3 separate regions of the Homo sapiens genome follow, and regions 1 and 3 are each linked to region 2. Evidence: chromatin loops called from intact Hi-C (ENCODE). Cell type or tissue: PC-9. All regions are shown on one strand.

Region 1 (2,500 bases), 120 kb before region 2:
ATTTGTAGCTGGTTGAGACTAGGTCAAGGAAAAGTGTTTTTCCAGTTTCTAATATCCATTCTCCAGAGAAGTAGCCCGGGTGGGAGATCCTAGATGGATCCACAAACAGTTGGAACAGATTTCTGACCAGCCTCTGGGGCCCCTGAGGGGCCCCTGAGAGCTTAACTGATGGAGATGGCCCAGTGAGCCCCACCCTAGCTGCAGGCCAACAGTTCCCTATTCTCCAGTGTTGTCCTCTTAGCCCAGGTGTAGGTGCCAACAGCAGAGGCAGGACAGTGCTCCCCACACAGCCCCGATCCCTCCAGTAGGTGTGGGGCACCTGCCTGCCTGCCTGACGTCGTTACGGGCTGAGGGTGTGACAGTGGCCAGGCAGCTTGTTCTCTGGTCAGGTAGGGGCCACTTCTCTGACTCCCTTAACCTCACGGCTCTCCAGAGAACCTTTCTGACTCATGGGCTTACAATCCCTGAGGTCTGAAGTGCCATCAGAGTGGGGCTGGGAGGAGTGGGGATTCTCTGGGCATGGAAGACCACACACACCTGGCCGGCTCTGCTCAGTTCATGAATTTCCCACCTGGAGACTGGGCAGTTCATCACTCCTGTTCTCTGCAAGGAACTATAGGTCTGTTGCTGGTCATGTTTGAGCAACTTCTCTGAACTCTTACTGTTTGGAGCTGCAGTGAGAAGCAGCAGGCAGCAGAGCTGAATCACTGGCTCCTTTTCTCCCTCCCCATCTCTCTCTTTTCAGCCTGCAGATTTAGAAGCATGAGTAAGCTCTGCTTTACCCGACTCTTGCTTATTTCAAGCAGCATGCTGTTACCCTGTACCTAAAGACAGCCCTTGCCTCCCTCACAGGCAGGGATTCTGTTCTCCAGCATTACTTTTTAAAAGGTGTTCAGCTAGAAAATCGCATATTATTTCTTCTGTAAAGGTTTCTCCTTGCCACCTTTCCGTAGCTACAGCTGTCACAACCACAGTTAATATTTTGTGTGCCTGTACATGTGAGTGCACGGTGTGGGAAGGGAGATAATCAGTCTGTCCTCTTGGGCAGCAGCCTTCCAGTTCAGCTTTTATGAGCTGCATTTAAAAAATAAATAAATAGATCATATCGCTATCTTGCTCAGAGCTCTCCAGTGGCCCCTGTGCTCATAGAAGGCAGTGCACCACCTCACCAGGGCTGCAAGGCCCTGCGCCGTTAGGCCCCAGCCTGTTTTTCATGCTGCGTCTCACCACTCCCCTACTCCATTCCCAGGTATTTGTTATGGTGTTTGTTATGTCTCTCGAATATGTCATGTTTGTTCCCACTCAGAGGCCTTTGCATTGGTTTTTTCAGCAGGGAATGAACTTCCCTAAGATCTTCGTGGCCTTCTATCCTGTCATGCAGCTCTCAGCTCAAATGTCACCTCCTGAGAGGGACCTTCTCTGGTCATTCCCTATGAATGAGTCCTCACCCCTGCCTCTCTGGACCGCCACTCTGTTCTTCACAGCCCTTCATCACCATCTGACACCACATTCACTCATTAATTTATGTTCATCTGTCCATCCCTTCCTGTGTGTCTCATTCATCGCAGGATCCCAGGCTTTTAGAACTGTCCTGGTTCCACAAGCATTCAGTACAATTTTGGTACTGAAGACAGTGCACACAAGAGTGAAACAGCAGTGGGGACACTGACCGGGAGAGGCAAAGCGCTGTAGCAGAGATTGTGCGGAGATGCTGAGAGGAGAGAGGGCGTCTGCAGGGATACGGAGGTGCTGGCTGAGCTAGGTATGCCTGTGTAGACCAGGGCTCAGCTGTTCTGCCTGAGCCAGGCTGGCTCTGCTCTGGAGGAACAAAATTCATGGCACATGCCCAGGAAGACAGTGCGCTGAGGATGTCGACAGGTAAGGACTGTTGGACGCCAGGAGCAAGTGCGGGGGACTGGCCTGCTCTTCCTGAGGAGAAATGGACATCGCTTTGGGCTTTCACCGGTCCAAGCTCCCTTGTGGTTAATTGTTACTCTGTGCAAATCTGGGGTTCCTCCCAGCCCTCCACTAAAGGGAATTGTGCGCCAGAGTGGCTCTACATTTCATTTCCGACCTTATCATCCTTGTGCCCTAGAACTTTATTAGACATTGCAGAGATGATATCATGATGTCTTAAGATAGCCTTGCTTGGAAAATTATACCAGGTAAGATCTTATTACACCAGGAGATGAAGCCCATTACTTTAAAACTTTACCTCTGCCATGTATTGATTATGTGGCTCTGGGTGACTTCATTACTCTGTGCCTCATTTTTCTTGCCTTTAAAGTGGGTTTAGCCTGGGTGTGGTGGCTCACCCTGTAATTCTAGCACTTTAAGATGACAAGGCAGGAGGATTGCTTGAGCCCAGGAGTTCAACACCAGCCTAGGCAACATAGTGAGACCCCATCTCACCAAAATTTAAAAAATTAGCCAAGCATGGTGTGTTTGTAGTCCAAGCTACTCGGGAGGCTGAAGTGGGAGGATGGCTTGTGCCCAGGAG
Region 2 (2,500 bases):
AGTTTTCAGCCCCTACCCACCACCCCTAAGAGTATTTCTTTAACAAACACACCTCACCAATATATCTTCCTCGCACCAAGGCAAAAATGTGATTACCAAGGAAGACAGATCACATTAAACCCCAGTGTATTCCCTGAGAGAGGCTCTGGGACACTGCCAGGTCTGGCTCCCTCCTTCCCGGCCCCTACCCCTGACATGACTAGCAAAGAAACCAGAGACTGAGCAATGGCAGTGCCAGAGGCCTGCCTGCTCTCCCCACGTGCTGCCTTGGCAGTGTGTGTGCATTTGGAGACGGCATATTCAACCTGACTCCCTCGGAGCCCCAGCACCCAGGCACTTGGGTGGTGCCCTGTGTGTGAGATGTGGCAAGTGCTGGAGAAACTCTCACCACCCTTCGCCAGCCTTCGCCTCAGAAGGCTGCTGGCAGAACCAGAGAGCGGGGAGTGAAGGGTCCCTAAGAGGGATTTGCTTATGCAAGGGGCCAAACAGCAGGGGACAGAGGCCCACATGGTCAAGGGCCTTGGGGTGGGGCAGCACTGCTTCTCTCTCCAGGATCTAACATCTGCCCTGGGGCTCCTAGGGCAGGTAGGTGATGCCTAGGCCCAGAGCCTGGCACCTGCCTGTGTGCAGATGTGCTGGGCATCTCAGATGAGGACAGGGGCCTCAGGCTGTCCACCACAGGACCCTGACTGTGCGGACCCCAGCATCCCAGCAGGCTCCTGCTGAGCTGTGAAAAATCAGAGAACAGAGGGGAGGCCTTGATGAGGCAGAGCAGAGTTGGGTTAGACTCTTCTATATCCAGGGTGCTTGTCAGAAACACCGCAGCAGGTTGAGGGGGCAGGGGCAGGGGACCTGCCTTCTGAGCCAGCCCTGGGAGAGTAAAGGAAAGGGGAGCGGGTTCTGGTGTCACTGTCGTGTGGAGTGAGGGCCCGTCCCCTGTTGCTGGGGACTGTGCTGGGCTCCGGGGTACAGAGGTGAAGAGACTCACTGATGGGTCTCCAGGTGAGGAGGGAGACCAACTCACAGCTGCTCCCTGGGAAGCGGTTGCTGTCACAGGGCGATCTGCACGGAGCTGGAGGGCATGGGCGGAGTGGGCCCTGACTCAACTCTGACCTGTTCTCTTTGTAGGGCTGAGGAGCAGACATCATTCCCTGCCCTGGCAGTGACTTGGAGCCCTGAAGAAGGGACCAATCATGGGACCACAGCCACTGTGCCCTGCCGTTTCCTGCTGGGCCCCTGCATATGCCCCTGAGCCTGGGGCTGCCACGTGTTTAGGAAACAAAGTATGCGCTACTGTCTGAAAACAAATAAAGCAGATGCCTTTGTTTTCAGTCGTTGACTCACTGGCAAACAGTCACTGCTGCCTACTCTGCGTCCAGCCCTCTGCTGGACACCAGCGAAGTGGAGCTGAGGAAGATGGGCTGCTCCCCTCGGGGAGTCCCTGGCCTGGCAGGGGAGATGGCCTGAGAACCCCTAATTACATTGCAGCAGCAGCAGCAGCAGCAGCAGGCTGCCGCGGAAACAGGGAGGAGAAGGAAAGGGAGCAGGCCTTTCTAGGGATGGCACAGAGGGAGAGCAGGCCAGCTTCCTGCAGCGAGTGCTGCCTGCGCCCGGGGCGGAAGCTGACCAGACGAGGGCAGGGCGGGCCGGAGACCCAGCAGAGGGGATCCCAGGTGTGAGGGCAGCAGGCAGTGGAGGAGAGCAAAGGTGGTCAAGGCAGGCAGGCGGCGCGGCTGCAGAGGCGGCAGGACTGCAGTGCAGCAGGCTGAGTTGGCACTGTCTCTGAGTGATGTTGCTCCGGCTGTCAGGTGGTGCCAGGGAGACAGGACTCGATGCCAGGGAACATCACCAGTGTGGAGGGCCCCGCACAGCTCAAGCCCAGGGCGGGTTAGTGGGGCTGATTGGCAGGACTGAAACCGACTGAGCGACAGAAGAGGCCAGGTGACTTTGAAGTCTCTGACTTGGGTGTTGGGGGTTCTAAAATAAGGAATGCAGGGATTGAGGAGGGCAGATGACAAAGTGGGTTTGGGACATGCTCTGCCTGGTTGGTGTCCAAACACTGGACTTCCAGTCCTTGTCCTTTAGCCACGTCCTCCAGCCAAGGTGCCCTGACCACACTCAGCCTGTACCACGCCAGCAGGAGGATTTTGGGTTGGAGCCTGGGATCCTCTAACTGCTCTGCCGGTGACCTTGGGTTTCCTGATAGAGCCCTTGGGGAGTCCCCATGCCATCTGGAGCTGAAAGCCTGCAGCCTTGACTCAGGCTTGGCAGCACAAACTTCCCTTCTCAGATTCTCACACTCAGAGCTCAAGGGGTGGGTTGGGGCTTGGGCGTGTCCTACTGGCTGGGCGGGTAGTATACTAGCAGCCAGACAGACAGCTTTGGGAGACTCCCTTTCTAGGAGTCCCGGGTCAGCCTGTGGAAATGCACAAGGAGACTCCATGTGGTGTGATGCGGCGAGGAGGGGTGGGGTGCACTGGGCACCCTGGCCTGAGCCCTT
Region 3 (2,500 bases), 100 kb before region 2:
TGGTATTCATGATAGAGCATTGCTGGCATGAAAGTGAGCCGTCCACAGCTGCAGGTGCTGCTGTTGGAACTCCAGACACACTGCTGAGGAAAGCAGCCGGGTAGGGAAGAGGACCTACAAACTGTGATTCCATCTACAGAAGGGGTGAAGGCAGCACAGCACATCTATGGTGTTAGCAACTGGGATAACAGTTACCCTTTGGGGGCAGCAGTGACTAGCAGGGGTCATGTGGTGGCAGGGGCGGGGGCGGGGGGGAGGGGTGGGTAAGGCTTCCTTTCATGACCTTGGTGTTAGTTACAGGTGTGTTCAGTTGCTGAGAGTTCATCTGGCTGTGCTCTCAGGAAAGAGTCGGCACACGAGGCTTCATAAAAAGTGGGCTGCAGCTGAGGAAGGCAGCCCAGCAGGGGTGCCCCATGGCCTCTGCTGCCCCTCGCTGCCAGGCACCCTCCTCGCTGGCCTGCAGCGCTCTGCTCAGGATCTGCTTTCCAAATCCCAGGGACCTTACAGGCCTTAAACATCCTCTTCCAGGCCCTCCCAGGCCCACCTGTGTTTGCCTCGCCTCCTCGTGTGACTGGAGGACAGACCAGTAGGGATAGGCTACTCGCCTTATGGAGAGACACAGCCAGAATGCGGCAGGCCCACTGTTAGCCCACATCTGTTTGCACCCGGCCCGCTGGGCTCTTGCCTCCTCTGAGTTCTATAATTCTGAGTACCTCCTCTTCTGACCAGGTTGCTCCATGTCCATTCAGTCTAATAGAGTTGCTAAAACCCTGTGTCAGGTGCTGTGAGACAAGGGTCATGGGCACAGAATGAGGGCTGGGTGTGGAGCTACACCTCACTGGAGTGCCCCATAGGCACCGCAGAATCGCCTGCTGCTCCGTTGTCTGTCCCCCGCTGAGGTTTGAGCCCTGTGCATATTCTAGCACTTGCCACACTCTGTCTTGTTAGCGCCTGTGGCTGTCTGCTCTGCATCTGTGAGCACAGTCCTTGCTGGTCTGATTCATCAGGTGATTCATCGCCAAGGGCTGAGGATGCAGTGCCTGGCATAGAGTAGGTGCACAGTAAATGTTTGCAGGAATAAAGAAGGGAACGTGTGTGTATGCAATCAGGAAACAGTGACGCAGCGGGGTTCCAGAGGAGGAGGGAGCCTTTGCCCAGAAGGCTTCTCAGTGGGAGCTGTGTTTGGAGAGAGCAGGATGTCAGTGGGCCGCATGCAGGGCTGGTAGTGGAGAAACTGGGGCTTCTGGCTGGAGAGCTTGGCCCCAGCCAGGTGCTATGTGAGAAGGGAGGCCACAGGTGGTACAGCTGGGAAAACAGGCTGGCCTGAGAAAGAATAATGGTGCCATTAAGAGAAAGAGAAAATTTAGGTGAGCCACTACACTTGGAGAAGGTTGTAAATTTAATTCTAGGCTTGCACGTATGAGGCAGAGATGACCAGCTGATGATTGAGAAGTATCAGACAGGGAGTTCTGTGTCCTACAGAATGACAGTCACTATAATTTTGTGAGCATATGCTATGTGCCAGGCCCTCTTACATAAGTCATCGTGAATCCTTGCAGCAACCCTGTAAGGTAGATTATATTACACATGTTCTACAAATGCAGAAGCTGGGAAGCAGGCTGAAGTAGCTGTCAGAAGCCATGCACACGGCTGATAGATGAAGTCAGGTCTGCGAGACTCCAGAGCCCGCTCTTCCACTGCCACGTGCTGCCTCCCACCGCCTCCCGCATCAGTGAGTGGAGAAGAGTCCAGGAAGAATGTGGTTGGCAGTGCCAAATGCTGCCTGTCAGAGACATTGAGGACGAAGTGAGGCCTCGCTCATGCTGGCGTGAAGGCCCCGTGAGCTGTGTTGAGGATGCATGTCCTGCATTGTCATGGAGACTGATGCTGGGTTCCATGTAGGGTTCAGGTTCCCCAGCACTGGAGAAGGAGGAGGTCTCCAGACACGTGCTCAGTGAGGGGTGTGTCTCGTTGGAAGAGCCGCCACCTGCCTGCCGGTCACTCCAATGTGGCCAGCAGTACTTCTGTGAGTGAGAGAGGCCCAGAGTCTGCACCAGAGATTCAGAGCAGGGTCCCCTACCTTGAGGATGTGAGTGTGAGAGGCCTATAGAGAGAAGCTGCTAGAGCCTGGGGATTCAGAGGGAACTGCTAACAATGACCTGAAAACAATACAGCAGGAAAGCTTCCCTTGGGGAAGAGGCCCACCTTCCACCGTCATGGGGAGCACTCTTTAACCTGCTGAGTGAGGGATCTGAGCCCAAGGGACTTTTGAAGAGTTTTTGAATCAGAGTTTTCCAAACACCGCATGTTCTCACTCACAGGTGGGAATTGACAATGAGAACACTTGGACACAGGAAGGGGAACATCACACACCGGGGCCTGTTGTGGGGTTGGGGAAAGGGGGGAGGGATAGCATTAGGAGATATACCTAACGTAAATGATGAGTTAATGGGTGCAGCACACCAACATGGCACATGTATACATATGTAACAAACCTGCA

The links. A loop is a pair of places that touch in the nucleus more often than their neighbours do. Peaks named below come from ENCODE experiments on the same cell type or tissue, not always from the same donor. Only the 100,000 strongest peaks of a DNase experiment are listed, where the experiment ranks them.
Region 1: a loop joins it to region 2, with 5 times the contacts of the local background. A loop is called at or near these places in 3 of 110 quality-filtered maps.
Region 3: a loop joins it to region 2, with 3 times the contacts of the local background. A loop is called at or near these places in 5 of 110 quality-filtered maps.

Annotation. Positions count from the first base shown.
Region 1 is chr3:126,834,988-126,837,487 of GRCh38, forward strand. All of the region lies in intron 4 of CHCHD6 (coiled-coil-helix-coiled-coil-helix domain containing 6), which reads left to right. Among named protein-coding and RNA genes, the nearest start is that of CHCHD6, 130 kb to the left of the region's middle. In PC-9, a CTCF peak has its summit at 1,181; a DNase peak (open chromatin) is centred at 434; H3K27ac peaks cover 1,250 bases.
Region 2 is chr3:126,959,068-126,961,567 of GRCh38, forward strand. CHCHD6 (coiled-coil-helix-coiled-coil-helix domain containing 6) reads left to right here. Exons shown (of 8, transcript NM_032343.3): 8 at 1,129-1,353. The coding sequence ends at 1,134. Among named protein-coding and RNA genes, the nearest start is that of PLXNA1, 23 kb to the right of the region's middle. RefSeq lists enhancers at 843-1,390, 2,488-2,500. In PC-9, a CTCF peak has its summit at 1,453; a DNase peak (open chromatin) is centred at 1,264; H3K27ac peaks cover 1,527 bases.
Region 3 is chr3:126,858,060-126,860,559 of GRCh38, forward strand. The region is part of intron 5 of CHCHD6 (coiled-coil-helix-coiled-coil-helix domain containing 6); the gene reads left to right. Among named protein-coding and RNA genes, the nearest start is that of PLXNA1, 120 kb to the right of the region's middle. In PC-9, no CTCF peak of the experiment used is centred here; a DNase peak (open chromatin) is centred at 1,022; H3K27ac peaks cover 1,534 bases.